Regions from separate parts of the Mus musculus genome. Here region 1 is linked to region 2. Evidence: chromatin loops called from intact Hi-C (ENCODE). Cell type or tissue: heart. All regions are shown on one strand. Links, peaks and the distances in the headings refer to the core of each region. The heading gives the core; the rest is flanking DNA. Region 1 overlaps Map2k6 (mitogen-activated protein kinase kinase 6). Region 2 holds the start of Map2k6 (mitogen-activated protein kinase kinase 6).

Evidence for each region. Peaks named below come from ENCODE experiments on the same cell type or tissue, not always from the same donor. Only the 100,000 strongest peaks of a DNase experiment are listed, where the experiment ranks them.
Region 1: a loop joins it to region 2, with 1.8 times the contacts of the local background. A loop is called at or near these places in 5 of 42 quality-filtered maps.

What each region holds. Positions count from the first base shown.
Region 1 is chr11:110,443,578-110,453,533 of GRCm38, reverse strand. The region is part of intron 1 of Map2k6 (mitogen-activated protein kinase kinase 6); the gene reads right to left. Among named protein-coding and RNA genes, the nearest start is that of Gm39446, 28 kb to the left of the region's middle. In heart, for the core only: no CTCF peak of the experiment used is centred there; DNase peaks (open chromatin) are centred at 2,933, 4,543 and 5,053; H3K4me3 peaks cover 1,489 bases; H3K27ac peaks cover 785 bases; H3K27me3 peaks cover 580 bases.
Region 2 is chr11:110,394,123-110,404,078 of GRCm38, reverse strand. It overlaps Map2k6 (mitogen-activated protein kinase kinase 6), which reads right to left and starts at 4,977. Exons shown (of 12, transcript NM_011943.3): 1 at 4,654-4,977. The coding sequence starts at 4,669. In heart, for the core only: a CTCF peak has its summit at 5,071; a DNase peak (open chromatin) is centred at 4,988; H3K4me3 peaks cover 2,363 bases; H3K27ac peaks cover 1,234 bases; H3K27me3 peaks cover 223 bases.

The DNA of each region.
Region 1 (9,956 bases), core at 1,184-9,183, 49 kb before region 2:
TGTGTCTGTCCATAGTGTGTCTGTGCACAGTGTGTCTGTGCTCAGTGGGTCTGTGCACAGTGTGCCTGTGTACAGTGGGTCTGTGCCCAGTGTGTCTGTGCAGATGCTCTGATGGATAAGTCTTGTGGAAGAACAAGCAGTGATTCGTTGACTATCTTATTCTCAGTCCTGAAAGAGAATGCTTGGCCCATGGGTGGATGCCATGTTCCTTCAGTTGGCAAGACTGGAGGTCAAAATGGAGGACAAGACTGGCCAATGGAAAAGAGATTGAGAGACTCTGGCAAAGATCAAATAGAGACAAGAAAGGAACCTAAACTTAGTAACAGCAGAGATTGGGAGAGACAACATCAAGTTCTTCAGAAAAAGTCTTTCTAAGGAAACTCAGAAAACAACATCACAAGATAGGCAAATCTGTCGAAGTGGAGAATGACAATTCAGACAGAAGCAGGGTGAGCCAGAGGGACCAAGCAGCTGGAGAGACACAGCAAACCAGTCTCCAACTCTGGCTCTAAGCTTCAATGAAAAGGTTTAACACACTGAGAAAAGTTTGGAGTCTGCTATCACTATTTATTTTGATACAAACGCACATGTTAACGTTTTTAGAGTACAGAGCTTCCAGGATATTCAGATTGCCTGCTCAAAACACCTAAATCTAAATCTATTGTCCAATAGTCAACACAGCAGGCATAACCCTGCTCTTCGAGTGCAGATCAATACACAATGGAAGGAAGCCCACCACAATGGCACAGCGAGCTCCACGGAGCTCACAATTCTCCCACTCTCCCCTCCAGGTTATGCCAATCCTTCCTGGATCCAGACAGCTCACTTCCTAACAAACACAAGTCCATGAGCTCCTCATGGCTGGGATCCTCACAGCTGACCGATCGGTTTTAAGCGTTAGCTGCAATACCCACTCGGGATTTCTCCCTGGAAAGTATCAAAACAACACAGACTAGCATTGCCAAGCCTCTTCCTGACAATATATACCAGAGATGGAAACAAATCTCATATTTCTCCCCTTCTTGTCTAGTGTGTAGATAGGAAGATTTAACTGTCTGAGCAGCATTTAAATGAGCCAGAAAGGCAGGAAGGGACAGCACTTTGAGTTATCTACTTTTATTAGAATCCATGAAAATACCACCATGTGTGTCCCTGCTGTGTTTAGAATATCGCACAGCAGAGCCCACCTTCCTAAGTAGGTGGTGCATCAGAGTTCAACCGCTAATCGGAAGGTTTAAAACTAAATGTTTTCACATAGACACACAGTCCAATAGAGTCTCGTCCCAGTTAGCTTCCTGTCGCTGTGTTAAACATCATGACCAATGGAAACCTGGGGTGTATAGGCCGACAACAAGCGGGGTCAAGACAGGAGCTCAAGGCAGGAACCTTGCAATGGGGACTGAAGCAGACACTGTGAAAAAGACAGTTTATTGGCTTGCGCATCAGGTACCTTTGATGGCCCTCTCAGGACCAACTGCCCATGGCTGGGTGGCACCTCTCACAGGGGGCCGGAAGCTGCCACATTAGTCATTCAACAGGAAAATGCCCTCCTCAGACTTGCCAATCCGATGGAGGCATTTTCTCAACTGAAGTTCCTTCTTTCCAAACAATCCTAGTTCGTGTCAAGTTGACCAAAAAACAATAAAACACTAGCCCGTATGTTACATGCCCCGTCCCAGCCCACGTGTGTGGAAGGAACAGGGGCCTGGGAGACAGTGAACTATGACAACTGTGATAAAAGCCTAGTTTGTGAGCTAGGAAGCGAGCTCAGTGGGTGGAGTGTTTGCTATGTAAATATGACCTGAGTTCAGACACTCACCATCCATGGAAAGAGCCAGGAACCACATCTCTAACCTCAACACCCAGGAGATGGAGACAGGAAGGCACCTAGCAGTCAGGCTAGCCAGATCAGTGAGATCCGTGTTAGGGAGAGACTCTGATTCAAAAACTAAGGTAGAGGTCATGACATCAACCTCTGACCTTCACATATGCACACATGGATGCACACACATGTTTGCGAGTGTGCGCATGCAGCTTTATGATTGAGGTGATTATTTCATTAGCTCAGCAGTGATGCTGATGCAGACAGGAAAAAGCAGCCTTCCTACAGGAAGATGACCCTGTCAGTCTCACATATGCAGGCCATAAGCTAATTCACTCCACACAGCTAACCTCTAGAACATCCATCCATCATCCATGCATTTGGGGACTCAACCACTCAACAAACATAATCATGAGCTCTGTAGAAGCCTTGAAAACACTAGGCAAAACATTTCCTTTCTCTGGAAGTAATAACGACGTAATCTCACAAAAATATACATAAAATATATATAAAGTGAGAAATAAGCCAAGATGAAAGGCTTATAATGGAAGGCTCTATTCCTAATACCCAGGCAATAACTCATTCGAGCTTCGTGAAAATTATACGATCAACTACCACTAGATGTAGTTTATGGAGGAGGAAATGGAGACAAAAAGAATCTCTCTGAGAGGGAGATGTTCTAGAATCGGGTAATGGGTAAAAAGCCCAACTCTACATTTTACTACTAAGGAAAGTAGTCACGTGCCTCATCATCAAAACAAACACACTTTTGTAAAGGAAAGATGATATAAAAAATTGCATTGGTTACATGGCATTTAAATATTTAGCAGTCAACAGGATGGGGGAACCTATAGAGTTCAAATGTTTTCAGAGTTACTCTAAAAATAAATTTTTAATAGATGCACTAAGATATAATTTGCAGGGAACACACATCTCTGAGTGCTTAAAAGTAAAGATGCGGGGGGGAGGGGGGGAACTTCCTGTCAGTTATCAGCAGAACATTATAAAATAACACAAGCTGAATAATTTTTCTTGGCACCCGTTCACATCCTTTAAGTCACTCTAAAGCCTCTAAACACCGAGCCTCACAGAGCTCCTCTTGGAACTCAGCCCAAACAGCTGGTGCAACTGGCCGTCTCGGGGGCCCGCTGTGTGTCTCCAGGAGCTGCGATGACAAATATTGCTCCCTAAGATGTGGATGGCTCAGCCAACCTTGACCACACAGATTTAATCAGCCAGCAGGCACCCCATACGCTGCTGGTTGGTGGAAAGCAAGAAAAAGTCTGGCGGGTCCTTGCCTACTTCTTTGTGGATGTGTCCACACACTGAAGAGAAATTCTGTTCGCTGAACTTTGGGTCGTACCCACACGGGATGCTTGGCGTCCACAGTGGAATTCCCCATGACCCTGCTGCTATTAATGTAACTGGCTCCGTGGGAAGGGCCCTAGCAATGCAAACCGGAGGAGCTCAGCTCAGATCTCTAGCATCCATAAAACAGTCAGGTGTGATCATGATCAGGCATATATTACCCCAGCACCATGTGGGGTGGAGGCAGGAGGATTGCTGTGGGTTAGTGGCTATCAGCCTTGTTCTGTGTTCAATGGAGACACTGTCTCAAGAGACTAGGATAGAAAATGGTAGAGCAGGACACCAGACCTCTCTCTCTCTTCTTTCTCTCTCTGTCTCTGTATCTATCTCTATCTATCTATCTCTTTCTGTATCTCTCTCTGTCTGTCTCTCTCTCACACACACACACACAATCCGAGACAAAGAAAAGACAGAAAGGGGTGGAGGTGGGGTTAAATATCTAGGGTAAATGTAGGACATGGCACAGGAGTGTTCTAACACTGACCTAGGCAGGTCAGGATGCATGGCCATCTAACGACTAAGCTATACTTGCCTGTCAGCAACTGTAACAGGAAGCAGATGTCAAAAAACAAACACACAAACAAACAAACAAAACCAGAAACAAAACAAACAAAAACTCTATGACAAAGAAGCTTCAAACACCTATGGGAGAGATCACCTCTAGCTTGGTTAATAAAGAAAACGTTTTTGTTGATCAGCCAGTCATTATGAGAAATCTCAAACCCACAGGAGAACAATGTAACGAACCCTTCCACACCTAAGATTCCCATTAAAAACCCATCAGTCCTTGGTTGTTCTTGCTTTATGCACACCCCCCACGCACACACTTGTACTAGAGTCCTTTGAAGCAAATCCCAGACATAGCGTGATTTCATCTGCACATGTTCCAACACGCATTCCTAACTGCTAAGAAATCTTTGAAGACGCTACATATGTGATCTCAAACCCATGACTTCTTAGGGGCAGGAATGCAGCGCAGGAGGTTGGAAAGGTGGGAGGGGCTTGAGGAAAGCCGGATTGGGTGGTGGGGGTGGGGTGAAGCCTGGAATACGTGAAGAAAGACTGACCCAGAAATGAGGCCAAGGCTTAGCGCGCAGCGTCACAAATGCGGACAAAAACAAAAAACCAACAACAAACAAAAGCCATCCAGACAGGAACTGAGGCTGGATTCTCAAGTTCTTAGGAGTTCACCGGAAGAATCCACCTTTGCAAGGATCCTACAGAGAAGAGGGATAGCTAAATACAATTGCTTCAGCCCCGACGAGCACACTGCGTTCCCCCTGTCACTCCACAGGAGAACTGTGTGTGCTGGAACCCACAGAGACTAGCCAAGCCTCTCTTCACGGCCAGAACATCCTGGCCACACAGATCATCTGACCAGAGTCCTATCCCAGGGTAAGAGGAGATGCTAACTCAGTCAACTCCCTGCTGACTAAGGTAGAAGTTCTCCCAGCCTCCCTTGCCAATGCCCGCGGTGGCTGCATACAAAGTCGCCCTGCTGAAGGTTTCAGCGGGGTGCCCAGGGTCATGCATAGCGTGGCCAGGCTTGAGCTGGAGACTCGGCTTCGGGTTTACAGGTTACAATCCCCAGTGTGTGTGTGTGTGTGTGTGTGTGTGATTCATCCCAAATGTGAACTGAAACCCTCCCTCCGTTCACCTTTTTTCCAAATTGCCTCCTTTCAAATGTCTACGCATAACTTCTTGCTAAAACTGACATTGTACGCTCTGAGAAAGAGGGCAGTGTGACTGATAACAAGGAAGGAGAAGTCAGGGAAGTAGAATTTACTCTCTCTTCCTCTCCACCTTCAGTCCTCCCCCACGTACTCCTCCCAGGGGAGGGCGGGGCTTAATGTGTGATTGGTGGTTGAAATGGAACCCTGTCTCCTGTCAGGCTCCTGAAGTCCTGAAGTTTCCTCTATCAAAATGAAGGATGCAGCGGCCTCAGTTGACCCCAGTGGATAAGGAATGGCTTTGGGATGCTAACTCACAACTCTGTGGGGGAGCCTTGGAGATCACCCCAGAGGGAAGTGAAGCCCCACTGGTTTTCTCAGCAGCTGGCTTTCTCAAGCCAGCTCTCCCTAGAACAAAAACAACCCTGTCAGAAACCATAAACAGTCAGGAAAACACACAGCCAGACAAAGGGAGGCCATTCAGTGGTCCCAGCATGGTCTCCTCCACCCGTCAGGATCATTGACCCAACAGGTCAGAATCTGCTGTAAAACTTGGCAGGAAGAAATCTGGGCAGAGGGATGAGGGAACAAAGATGAGACCAAGCCTCAAGCATTATCTTTTCAATCGTTTTAAGATCTATCCTGCGGAAAGGGTGCTGTTCCAGGAGGCAAAGAAATAAGGAACTGCAAGTTAAGTCCCCTTTTAGGACTTTCCAGCCAAGTGACACGACTTAAAACCCAGCACCAGTGGGGTCTCTAAGTTTGAGGCCAGCCTAGTCTACAGAGTGATTTCCAGGAGAGCCAGTACTATACAGAGAAACCCTGGGGTGGGGGCAGCGGGGCGGGGGGGGGGGGGTGGAGGGACACTTTCCAGGCTAGGCATGAGGCTCAGTTGGTAGAACATTCGTGAACCCTGTGTAAGATTCCCCAGACACAGCTGTGATTCCCAGCTCTAGAGAGACAGAGGCAGGGGGACTGGATATCAGGGTCATCCTGGACTACTTTAAACTAAGCCTAGAGTACTTGATTCAGTCAATCAACCAGCCAACCAACCAGGTAATAGGACTCCCTTCACAACTACGGATGCAAAGGCAAAAAAGGGCGTGGACTGTTTTAAATCCATCTAAGACTCTTCTTCCTCCTACCTGTCTAAGTGGCTCTTTCATCACTATTCTACAGGTTGCCCTGACGCCTATCCAAAGTTTCTAAGTGCTCTCTCTGTCTGTCTCTGTCTCTCCCCTCTCCCTCTCCCTCTCTCTCTCTCTCTCTGTGTGTGTGTGTGTGTGTGTGTGTGTGTGTGTGTGTGTGCCCCTCATTCCATCCTAGTAAGTGTCTGACTTCAAGTGCCTCCTCTCTGCTGAATCCAAGTCTCTGGAGTTTTAGCTAAGCTTTTGCCTGAGTTTTTTATTGACGGCTCACCTTTTGAGTTATGTGTCTCCAACCCATTGACACCTTCAATGTCGTACAGACGTAGTTACCTACATCCATCCATACCGGGTATCCCTTTTGCCCACCCTCATCTCTCAACACCCCCTCACCTGTATCTGTTTATCCCGCTTCTCTGAACCTGTCCCTTCCTTGCAGTAGCTCTGCCGGCAAGTCGGCACCATGAGGATGCCTTTCAGCATTTGCTTCAATAGTGTGCCTTCTCTGACACGACCCCACTCATTCTCCACTGTATAAACTGACTTGACCACTCCATGGTATAAGAATGTTTTGTTCTGGATATGAGAAAGAAAGGGCAGCCAGAAGCATCTGGAAGAGTCCAGAGCAGAGAGAGAAAGAAGCGAGAAGAGAGAACAGAAAGAAGTAGACCTCATGAACATGGCCGGCAGACTGGGGGTGGCTGGGTGATCTGCGAATGAGCCAAGGGATGGGGAATAGAGAGGGTGTTCTGAAACCAGGAAGAGCCTAGAGAATAGCTTGATTATTAGAAGGATGAGGAGCTCAGAGGAGGGAAGCCTGGGAGCTGTATGGAGTTAGGGTAAGGGAGGGGAGAGGAGGGCTAGGATGCTATCACAGACTGAAATGTGTAACAGGTGCTTATGGTACCCAGAGAGCCTACACATGAGTTTTGATGTTCTGATAGGCACCACAGGTGACTTCTGACAGAGGTAAGAGAATTGGCTTCACTAGCTCCTGAGGAATGCTGGCTTTTCACTAGCTGCTACAAAGCCTCCCATGGTCCAGGTGGAGCTCATTTCTAGACACTTGGATTGCCTTTTGGATCTTGGAGATCAGAATTTCCTTTGGACCCGACACCTCTCACCTCATGTTGGTCACCCCCTTCCCTCCACCATTGGGACCTGAATTTTCTTCTATGTCATTAGTGATCTGTCATATTGTTGTGAAGCTATGGCTGCTCTGAGCTAAGCTGGAATCACTTTGGAGTTAAGGGACACAGTTTGTTTTATTGGACAATCACCAGAGCCCTGGAGTACAAATGAAATGTGTTTGCTGAATATGTAAAAAGACTGAAGGGGGGAGCAGGAAAGGAAAGGGGAAGCAGGGGGAAGGAAGGAAGGAAGGAAGGAAGAAGGAAGGAAGGAAGGAAGGAAGGAAGGAAGGAAGGAAGGAAGGGGAAGAGGGAAGGAAGAGAGGGGAGGGAGAGGGGAGAAGGAGAAAGAAGAGAAGGGGAGAGAGAGGAGGAGAGAGGGGAGGAAAAGAGGGGAAGGAGAGAGGGAAGGAAGACATGGGAGGGAGAGGGTTAGGAGAGATAGAGAGGGGAAGGAGAGAGAGGGGAAGAGAGAAAAGGAGAGAGGGGAGGGAGAGAAGGGGGGAAAGAGAGAGAGGTGACTGTGACTGAAGAGGTTTCTCAAAAGATATCCTAACTTCTTTTTCTACTTCCTTCAATCTAAATATTTTCCCTTTCTCAAAGCTTAAGGATTTACCTCACAGATTCTTTTCTCAATTGCATTTCATTGTTTATGTTTGGGTGTTTGGCCTGTATGTGAATCTGTGTACCACATGCAGGCCATGCCTGCAAAGGCCAGAAGAGGGGAACTCCCTGAGACTGGAGCTGGAGACAGTTGCGAGCCGCCGCCACGTGGGTGCTAGGAATCAAATCCAGGTCCCCGAGAGAAGCAGCCGGTGCTCTTAGCTGCTCTGCTACCTCCCCATCTTTCCCTTTACAGGTTTGCAAAGGAATAATTACTTATTTAGTGACCCTGGATAAAGGTACTGTGGTGGTTGGTACTGTCAACTTGGCAAAACCTAGAACTAGGAGACACATCTGGAAGGGATTATTGCTATTGGAAGACTCATCTTAATTGTGGGTATGGCCATGGCTGCAGCTGGGGATCCAGAATTGTATGAAGTGAAGACGATGAATGAGCTGGGGCACACGAGCGTGTACGTGTGCGCATGCGCGAGTGCGAGTGCGCTCATGCGCATGCGTATATTGCTCTCTGCTCTACATTGTGGATGAGATTTAACCACTGGCTTCAAGTTCTTACTGTGTTGACTTCCCCACAGGACCGACAGTTGCCTTGGACTGTGAGCCGAACAAACCCTTTCCTCCTTAAGCTGCTCTTGCCGGGGCATTTTATCACCACAACAGGAAAGGACACTAAGCTAGGTGCACCTTACAAACCAAAGGGAGATGCCAGTCTGAATCAACCACAGAACATACATGTCATAAGGAAAATCACGAATTCATCTGAGGGGATTCTGCAAGTAAAGGAATTGGGAACTAAATGATTCCCAAATGATTAATGATTAAAAAAATAATAAATTAACGATAAACAGAAAAATAAAATGGTAATAAATTCAATTTTGTGCAACATGTCTTTAATGTAAGAATGTTCAGAGACTGGCTACTTTGCTGCCTGGAGATTGGCAAACAAAGACAGAGTAAAGTCCAACTCCTCCCTGGCACGGACACAACCGTTCATACTGCAGACCGGCAAAGGAGCTCAGAACCAAATACAGAGCTTTTCACGGAAGTCTGCCAGCCTCTACGGGGTTTCCCTCAAAGTGCTCCAAAGGGTCAGTGATTTTAAAAATAAGAGAGGCCCTGGGGACTTCAGAAAAAAAAGATGGGGTTTTTGTTTTATTTTGCTTTTGTTTTGTTTTTTAATTTCTAGGCTTAATTTTCCTATGTGAATAGTGTGTGTGTGTGTGTGTGTGTGTGTGTGTGTGTGTGTGTGTGCGTGCGCGCGCGCACGTGCATATATCTTTGTAGAACAGAAGAGAGTGTCAAATCCTCTGGAGTTAGAATTACAGGCAGCTGAGAACCACATGCCCTTGGTGATGAGAACAGAACACGGATCCTCTGAAAGAGCAGCTCTTAACCACTTAATCACCTGTCTAGCCCTGCAAAAGGCATTTTGGAGAAGTGCAGAGAAGCCAGACTCAAGACACTAAGACATAAGTGCCCCAAAAGAAAATCCAAACAGTCAAGACACATGATGACCTTGATCCAAAAGGGCCACACACAAAAACTGACGTTTCTAACAATGGATACAGGTGAATGAAAATGTTTCCTTTTATCCCACACTCAGACATGCTACATTTTTCTAGAGCAACTGGCAACGGGAGGGTAGGGAGCTTGCAATAAGTGGGAAGGAAAGCCAGATGAAAACTAGGGCCAGCAGGAGAACTGGGGTGTTAGAACAGCAATAGGGAGCCAACGGAGGACAGTGAATATTGTCGGCTTCATCAGAGTCAACGCAAATTTTGAACTTGGGTTTCTTTATTCTAAAGCTTTAAAGGAAATCACAGGTAACTCAAGAGCTAAGATCTGCCCTGGAACCTCAAGGTAAGGCCAGACATGGTGGGGTATGCCTTTAGTCCCAGCACTTGGGAGGCAAAGGCAAGCAGATGCTGAGTATTTAAGGCTAGCCTGGTCTATGTAGTGAGCTCCAGACCAGCCAGCACTACACAGTGAGACCCTGTGTCAGAAAGATAGATAGATAGATAGATAGATAGATAGATAGATGATAGATAGATAGATAGATAGATAGACGGATGGACAGATAGATAAAGCCTAAGGGTCTGCTATTGGTCTGCAGGATTGTTTGTTTTAAATGCAGAAGCTTGCTTCTCTCTCTCTCTCTCTCTTTCTCTCTCTCTCTCTCTCTCTCTCTCTCTCTCTC
Region 2 (9,956 bases), core at 970-8,969:
CGGCCTAGAACTCACGATGTTGACCAGGATGTTTTTGAACTCACAGAGATCCACTTGCCTCTGTCTACCTAGTTTCAAGATTTAAAAGGCATGCACCATCAAAGTTAGCTCAAGTTGTGTGCTCTCATCATGAATTTCCTCTTTGGTTTAAAATTTTCAAGTAATATGGACCACTTATATACTAAGGATGGTAAAAGCCTGGTTTTGAAACAGAGAGAAAGTACTGGGGGATAAAGGAGAAGTCGACATTCACAATCTGCAGTTGACTTCCTGGAATTCAGTCTCTTGCTGTCATTTGCCCGGGAATATGTGGCAATAAGTGTGAAAGAGTCTTGAAGAAAACAGGTATTGAAATTCTACTTAAGCAAATGCAATGGAACTGGATACTGCAAACATAGAGGTACATGGATTCAGACACACTTCATAGTACATTGGTGAAATGAAAAGTAGTCTAGTAGGCACTAGTGGGCCACATATCTTACATTTTTCAAACTCATAGGCACAGACCAAAAGCCTAAAGCATCTATGTAACAATGTAATATGCAGGCATTAGTCATTTTTGTTTTCCTTTTCTATTGAATATTCCTATAATAAAGAAGAATAATAAAGAATAATCTCAACCCTTGTGTCCAGAAACTGCATCACCAACACACACACACACACACACACACACACACACACACACACACAATGCTGGGCAGTGGTGGCACACGCCTTTAATCCCAGCACTCGGGAGGCAGAGGCAGGCAGATTTCTGAGTTCAAGGCCAGCCTGGTCTACAGAGTGAGTTCCAGGACAGCCAGGGATACAACAGAGAAACCCTGTCTCGAAAAGCCAAAAAGAAAAAAAAAAAAAGAAAAAGAAAAAGAAGTATTATTTATAAACATTTTAAAGGTTTAAAACTACTCCTTGTAAATTTTTTAGGTTTTAATAGATGAGGGGATGTTGTTAGAAAACAATAATTAATAGTATTAATCTGTGAAAAACTGAGAATCTCAACCCTTGTGTCCAGAAACTGCATCACCAACACACACACACACACACACACACACACACACACACACACCATGCTAGAAAGAAGAGAAAGCAACACCAACACAAAGCAAACAGGAGGCCCAAGGTGCCAATTCTGCCTTGGTGTCCTGAGACCAACAGAGTTATAAAACACACCAGCTCAGATTACAGGCTAAGCATGACAAGTCTGCCTGATACGACCCAACAAAGGCGTGTACACTGAATGAGAAATGTACACATCTGGTGCTCCCGGGGAGAGTGAATTACAGAAGCAGAGATTAACTCAGGAAGGCTGAGATGGTCCCTGCCATTTTCCATGTCCCTTCTGAAGTACAACTTGGAAGCATTTCTTACATGACTTACTTATGACTGCATTCAACTAAAATAAGCTCATATTGTTTCGTGGTTTTTTATTTCAAGGTGAATAGAAAAAGAAGCAAGAAAGACTGGCTGCTAAAGGGGTCAAATTTATATATTTTCAGGTAAACCAGGAGATGCTAGAACACCTTCTATTCCTCAGAAGACCATTTTGGCCGATCACAATAGCTTTCTCTCCGGCTAGTGTAGATGACACACTTTTCCTGTGGCTTGCCTTCCTGTAATATGCAGGAATTCCGGCACTCTCTTGGACCCTTCCTGTTAACTTACATTTCAGATTTCCTCAAAAGGCACACTACTGCTTTAATATTTGAAAAAGAAAAAAAAAAAATGTCAGCTCAACCCCAGACAGCTAACACAAACAAACTGAGAAACATACCACCTAAACTTACAACTGTGGAAAGCAGAATCTCTTTTTAAGAAAATTCTTTCTTGGAATCTCACTGTTGGTAAAAGGCTGAGGAGAAGCAGCCCAGTCGTTCCAGCTCCTGGGCAGTCTGTAATTCTTTGCCTCTGCTATGCCTTAAATTAGAGGTCTGTAAAACTGAATTACAGTGATCTGAAAAGTTCGTAAAGGTTCGTGAATTGAACATGCTGTTAAATTCTTCATACTGTGAGACTGTACCCACCTCTCTCCGTTCCTCCCATTTCATCTGGCTAGAGTATTAGAAAGAAGTCTGGAACTAAGTAGAAAAAAGGGGGGGGGGGTGCTTTTGGCTATTTGAAGTCAGCCTTGCTGAGCCAGGCAAAGTCCACATAAAAAAATCCAGGCCAAGACCCCTGGCCATTTCTAGAATAATTGCCCACATTTTTCCACCAATAACTTTCCATTTGGACAAACAAACCCTCATGTTCATACCAGATATAGTTTGCAAGCAAGGTCTGGTAGAAGAAGTTCATCTACATAAATGGAAACTAACATGAAGGACCACCCATCCTTGATTCATGATCAAGAGTGTATACATACCTCCCTGTTAGCTTCCAAAGGAAAAAGAAAAAGCAAACAAACAAACAAACAAAAAAAACAAACAAAAAAAAACATGACCTTCGGGGAAAGTGATTTATCTTACAAGTAAGACCAGAAACTATGGAGAGAGGAAGTTACTTTAGAGCCCAAGGTCCAAACTGGGTGATGGTAAGGTCAGTTGGATCTCAGTACCTATAGCCTTCCTCCTGCAGCTTCCTTACAACTCACCAAATAAAAGAATCATTATTGCCTCGAAACTGTGGTAGGCCCGTTTCTCTTCAATAGCTGGGTTTTTTTTTTAAATGTTTTTATTATAATTCTGTTTACTTATTCTGTATGTAGGGGGGTGTGCGTGGTGAACTGTGGAGGTCAAAGGACAACTTGTAGGAGTTTCTTTCCGCCATTTGGCTTTGGAGGATGGAATTAAGATAGTCGGCTTGGCAGCAGGCACCTTTACCCATGGGGCCATCTCACTGGCCCAATCTGTGTCACAGAAATGTCCTCACATTCTTACTTTCTCAAACCAGACGCTAATTCTTGGAGAAAAAGACTTCATTTTAAATATTCTCATGTACCCCCAAACTCTATGCACATAACACATACATGCAAATATGCATGTGCATGCACAAATAATTATGCATACATGTATCCAGACATAAGCATGTATTGCATACATACATATATTAAGCTGAATTGAATGCATGAGTGCATGTTTACCAAATACAAAGGAACTAGAAGTTATCTCTTTAGTGTTGCTATAGCATGGACTGACTTTTGTACTCTCTGAATTCTCTGCTCAAGAGTTTGGGTTTTCCCAAGCTAAGGAATATCCACACCTTAAAAAAAAAAAAAAAAAAAGCCAACTTCTAGGTTCATCTGCACATTTCTGAAACAGGTAAAATATTTCCTCCTCCCCTAACATTAAACACAAAACAAATAAAGAACAACCATAAACAATCTTACTTGAAATTCTGAAGAGCAATCCTTTTCTTCCCCGGATCAGATACATCGTGTTCATCCGGTAGAATTAAATGGTATCACACCTCCAAACACAGTGTGGCCAAAGCTTATTGGATACTTTAATGTCCCCAGATCTTGCTCTAGAGGTGGCCCCAGTTAACCTAGCACACCTCTTCATTTTGGGGCTTTTCTCAGATGCCATCAGATTTCTCTATGTTAAGGAAGATTGCTCTCGAAACAAGCCATTAAAGGTCTTCCAGCAGGCACCTAAGCAGCTCTGCAGTTTCTCCATGCAGGACTTTTTTTTTTTTTTTTTTTTTTTTTTAGTTCCCTCTACAGAACATCAGTAAGTTTGCAAAATACAACCTTACAAAACATTTTTTTAATTAAATTTGAAAAAGAAAAAGAAGGCAACCATAGTCCTGAACTTCTGACCAAGTCTATGCAGTTACACACTTAGAAGATTTCACTGTAGTTGCCAATGAGACAGTAAAGTCTCAGGTTTGCTCTAATGCTCACAAACACGCTCACCCCCTGAAATCCTCCCCCACACACAAAAGCATCTTCCAAATGGCCAACACATTGAGGTCTTCCCCTCTGCAAGCAACTGATACAAAGTATAAAACCTCGGAAGAGCAAGACTTTTTTTTTTAAATAATAATAATAATACACTGCTCTCCAGACTTCACCTTTACTTCCCTTAAAAAATCAAAAGTTGCCTAATGTCCACAGCGAAATCAATAAAAATGTAAGCTGAATGCTGCCACCGCAGTGGTTCCTTCCCCCCAAAGAATAGAAGATCACAGAAATTTCCTGCTAGTTTAAAGCGAGGTTTGCCTTTCATCTTCACCTCTGAGACTTTTTGAAAGTTTGGATTCCTGTTGCACACAAAATTACTGTGAATATGCGTGCATACTAAAGAAATGTACTATTATATAAAGCATTGCACATTTGGACGCTACCAACCTGCTATATCTCTCCTGACCGTGCAAAAGGCAGAAAGGCTCGGTAATCCTAGCAGAAGAATGCAAATAATGTCAATGCACAGCTCAACTGCAAGCCCTGCCTTACAGGAACTCTCTGTGTCTGCAAAAAAAGAAAAAAGAAAAGAAAAGAAAGAAAAGAAAAGGAGAAGAAAAGGAAAAGAAAAGGAAAGAAAAGGAAAAGAAAGGAAGAAAGAAAGAAAAAGACACACACTAAACAGGAAATGCAACTGAGCTGTGGCAAACCTCAAACTTAAAAATGCAATCGCCGGGCGAAAATTGCATCCATGCATTCACGAATGCATGCATAAGCCTTTGCATTTTTTGCAACTAATGCAAACAGTCTCTTACCTTTCGACTGAGACATTTTCCCCTTTCCTTTGATGGGGGAGGGGAGCACAAAAGACTTTGCCTTGCTTCTCTTCTGTAGCTAGTTTTGCAACAAAGATGCAAGCTGCAGGCGTGCAATCTTCATGCAAGTGGAGTTTCTCTTGACCGATGCAGCAGATGGACTTTCAGGGAGTCAAGGTGGAATTGCACACCTTGCAAAACAGTCTAGAAAGTGATTTTTCCCCCAGTTGCAACGTTAGGGAAGGCTGTGCTGCAGCTACATGATGGGCCAGGGCTGGCAGCTAAAAGCTCCAAACTTGGAACTGAGTATCTTAGTGCGCAGACGTCCTTCCTGCGAAAGGCGCGAGGCCTGCTGGGTAGTGTAGTTCTCCTGTAGAGTCCACGCGTCTCTGATTTAAGGAAACGTGCTCCTGTAGGTGGCTGAGCTAGATGACTGACTAAGCGCGACAGAGATCTCAGATAAACATCGCACGTACACTCTTTAGTAAGGGAAGGGTGACAAACAGCGCGGTCCATGATAGGAGGCTTTTTCTGTTCTAGAAAAACCCCTGAATCAACAGCTTAGAGAGCACAGGGGTAGCGAAGACGCTTTTGGCACCCCTAGACTAAGGTCTAATTGGGGGTTCAATGTGGCTTTTTTTTTTTTAAACCGGCTCAGTATCTGTGAACTGCTCTGTCTGTAGACCGTTCACCCTGACATCTCATTTCACAACAAACATTTTTCTTGAATGGAGATTTTTGGGGTGATTTGACTCTTCAGACAAGATACAAAGTTTTTTTTTTTTTTTTTTTTTTTTTAATAAGAAGCGATCCAGGTCAGTTCTTTTCAAGAAAGCAGAATTTCAATGCTGGATAGGGATTAAGGAAGAGAGATTTACGAAGTTTCTCATTTCTTACACAGTTAGACAGGAAAATTTGTTTCATATATATCAAAGGCCAATTTTAATCAAAATTAAGGTATTTGATTTTTTTTTTTTCTTGCCTGAGGCAGGCGGGGATGAAGGAAAAAGTCCCTGGCCTTGAGAAGAAAGGGCGGCTGGTGGAGAACAGTAACCTTACGTGAATAAAGTCTACTATCTTGAATGTTTTTCAATACCATCAAGAGATGTTTGTTGGAAGTCCAGAGTTTGCTAGGCATCTTCCCAGGCTTTGGATTTTTCCTTTTTCCTGCAGTGCTTGAGCCTAGAGCTGGACTGTGTCTTGGTGGGGGAAAGCCTCCCGCTTCACTGGGCAGTTGGAGATGCAAACCTTCCCTGAAAGGGGTACAAATCGCAACACCCCCACCCTCACCTCCACCCCTTTCCCACCCACTTCATTTCGAGGCAGAGAGCTCGGGCTTGGCTTCCATTGCGCCTAGTAGAACACCTTCAGGAATGTTCTTTCAGAGCGAATAGGGAGGGAACGGTGGTTTCAGGCATCTGATCTATAGGCAAATCAGTGGGGGAGTAAGGGCCACCTGTCCATTCCTGGGACACTGAGAGTACCAGGTTGCCTTGTATACAAGCGTGGTGGTGGTCAGAATATACTGGGTGTGCGGGATTATTACAGGGCTTTAACAGCTTGGCCTTAACTCAGAAGCTCGAGGGTGGAGATAAATGGTTTTGAAACCGGGGAACTTAATCAAAGCATTGCTTTAAGAATGTAAATTTTCCCTTAGTGATCTAGGTGGGTTGGAACTGGGAGAGGCTAGAGATAGGTCAGGTCAATTGTGGAAAGCCACAAGAGCCACTTTGAGAGAAGATTCATGTGTGAGGGCTGCTAATGAAAATGTCTGGAATTGTATTAAGAATTCTAGGAAGCCAGGACCATCTGAGTAATGCCGGAATCAGAGAGAAAGCTACCATGTGTCCTCTCCTCCCCCCCCCCTCCGCCCCACCCTTGCCCCCTCCCCACCCCTGTCCCTGCAATGCTGGAGATTGAATCTAGGGCCTTAGGCATTCCAGGCTTGCAAGCTACCAATAAGCCACAGCCCTGGTTTGGTTTTTATTTTTTTATTTTTTCCTTTTGAGGCAGGATCTAGCTGAGTTACTCAGGTTGGCCTTTGAACCCAGTCTGTAACACAGACAGAGTCTGAATCTGTAATCCTCCTGCCTCTGCCCAATCCCACCACAAGTTAGCAAATCAGCTCTTAAAATAAAAATGCATTCAATTGGGGGAGGAAGGCATAAGTTACACCCTCTGACCTTTACTGACATTCTTTTGTTGTTGTTGTTGTCGTCGTCGTCGTCGTCGTCGTTGTTGTTGTTGTTGTTGTTTTTAATTCTTGAGATCATGCCTTGGCTGGCTGGCTTACAACTCAGTGTAGAATTTACAGTGATTCTCCTGCCTCTGTGCCCCTGAAGTGCTGGGGGTTATAGGCATTTCCCACAATTCCTGGCTTCCTTTACTGATGTTCAGGAAAATTAATCAAGGCGACTTCACATACAGAGGGGGCAGCATCTGCCTGTGAGAGAAGAGCTTTCTGTTCCATGTGTCCACTTGTAAGGACTTTCTTTTGCCTTCTCTGTCAGGTCTACTCCCTGCTATACCTTCCCACCTTCCTTCTGCATATAAGCAGGCTTAGAGCCTCCTCCTTCGTGGGCCTTTAAAGTCTCACTGAACCACCACATACATGTGTAGTGATCCATTTCAACACACCCCCATCTTCCTTCTGGAACAATGACAGGAACACCAGTTTTCCTACAGGTCCTGAGACAGCTTCATGCAGACTGGCTTAGCCTGAGCAACCACCTAGAGCTGCCTGTCCATTTGTATTGTCAGCAACTGCCGTAGCTAGCTCTTTAATGAGCCTGCTCCTATTTGTAAAGAGAGTTCCATTCTTTTGTTACAGTTATTTAGTGTGCATACAATTATTCAGTGCGCAGACGTGTGCCTGCACACACTCACACACATTTGTATACATGCCTAACATGGAGCATATGTGAAGGTCACGGGAGAGACAACTTAGCAGGAAATCGTTCTCTCCTTCCACCGTTGTGGGTCCTGGGAATCAAACTCCGGTCAGCAGACTTGATGCTAATTGCCTTTACCAGCTGAACCATCTCAGCCACCCTAGAAGACTTCTAATCTCAGCTGGTGTGGCGCATCCCTGCTGCTGCTGCGATTTGGCATGTTCTTTGTCTGAATGAGCGCACAGTCGCTACAGCCCGTAAATGGAGCGCATTCTGCAAATCAATCTGCCACTCACTCTCCACGGAGACAACGTGAGGGGCAACAGGCGCTGAGCATCTGCAGACGCACGCACGTACACAAAGCACCCTTTTACCCTAAGCCAGCCGAACCATAGACTGCGAAATGACAGAGTGGGCCGTTTGTCTTAGAGATCCTGAGTTCTGAGCGGGCTGCTGGAAGGACAGGGAATTCAAGCTCCCTGAAAAGGTTTAGAAAAGAGGTTCTTCCCTTGGTGGGAAAGAAGTCTTTCTCCTCCCTTCCCTCCATGCACGGTCAAGAAATTGTTCCCTTGCTCTGCTGGATTGAGGTAGTGTGCGAAAGCAAGAGAAAAATTCCGGTGATTTCTTCACAGGTTCACCGAAGGTTTATCTTGTTATTTTCCCGACTTCAGATCCTTCTAAAACGCAAATCTGACAAGTTCTACTTATATTCAGAGCCAGTACCCCAACTTCTTGATATAGCGCGCCATTGGCTGTTCCATGCCTGAGCCCTACAGAACTTCCTGGGTCATTTCTCACCCCAGGCTGATACCGTACCCGGGAGAAGGCAGGATTTCTGGCTCTTTTGTATGTACTTGACCCTCTACCCGAAAGACTCTTTCATTAGCTGATGGTTCTGATTTGTCCTTGACTATTCTCACTATGCTCTGCGTATCGAGGCTGTCCCTCCCAGCACCCTCTCTATGAACTGGGTGCACTTTCTAATTCTGTAATACCTCACCTGTGGGTCTTACCCAAGACTCATCTCAGGGCTGACAAGTGTTCCTTTATCTGTGTGTCTCCGCAGGTGGCTCTGATCCTAGAGATCAGAGATTTGTCCAATGCCCCTAATTCTCAGTGCCCAGCACAGCACTTAGCACATCTTGCGCTCCAAGACCTTCTGCAGTCCGACATGAAGTAGAGGGGGTAAGGACCTGTAACCTTGGCGAGCCTGGAATAACTAGATTCCAACAATAGAGCTAACACCTCAGGGGAACCCAGAACACCTGGGAAAACACCCATTCTGTCAGACTGAGAGTGTGACATTCTTGGAAGGAGGCCCTTGGGTTAGGTCATACTGGTTTCTGAAGCTGTTATTATGAAGTTACAGGTTGGTGAGGGAGGAGGTAGCATAAGTGTCAGGAATAATCCGGAGGTCAAGGAAGGTACCTGCTATCACTTAGTGTCAAGAGCTGTTTGTCAGTTTTGCCTCCTGGGGAGGTTTGGCAATGCCTGCCTTATTGTAATATGGAAGATTGGGAGAGGCTGGCATATACTAGACAGGACAAAGGAATGCAATCAGCATGCCACAATACACAGGAAGTCCCACCCTCAGCAAAGAGCTATCTGGTTCAAATGCCTGTGTCGAGTATGGGGAATGTGGTTGCATAGCATGTGATTTCAGTTCTCCCTGTAAGTTAACTAAAACCAATGAGTTTTGGTAAGATGCAGTTATTTGGATGTGAGAGATTTAGATTCTAATCCTGGCCGTAGACATGAGTTGTGTCTGCTGAAGCAGATCCTTTCACCTTTATGTGATTCTTTGGTTCCCACTGTAAATCATGGAGGGTCAGCCTCTGTCACTTTCAGCTTTTCATGGCTCCCAACCCAGCTCACCTGTCTGCTGAAGCCACTAAAGATTTCAGAACAACATTTTTTTTTAATTAGCTAAACGTCTTTCTATTTGGCAACTAGAAGGGTTCCTGATCTCTTGTTTGGCAAGACAGGGAATAGCCATCCTAACGACACATCTTAAGAGACGAGACAAGAAACGCTCCTATGACATTTTGCAAACTGACCTCCCAGGGAGCAGTCCGGATCTGAGCAGTTCCACTTTAGCAGAAGTGTCTGGTAGATATCAGGAGCAAGGGAGAGGACAGTGGTGACATTAAAGCTGTGAGTAGAGAGGGATCAAAGGTGAAGTGTGATAGGGAGAAGCCCGAGGGGAACTCATTTAGATGGTCGCTTGACTGTGGACAGAATTTTTTAAGGCTTTTTACAAATTTTTGTGCATCTGTGTTTGTCTATGTGTGGGTAAGTATCCACCAATATGGGTACCTGTGAAGGCCCGAAGATGGTGTCTGGTCCCCAGAAACTGGAGTTACAAGTGATTGTGAGCCAACTAACGTGGATACCAAGAGCAGAACTTGGGTC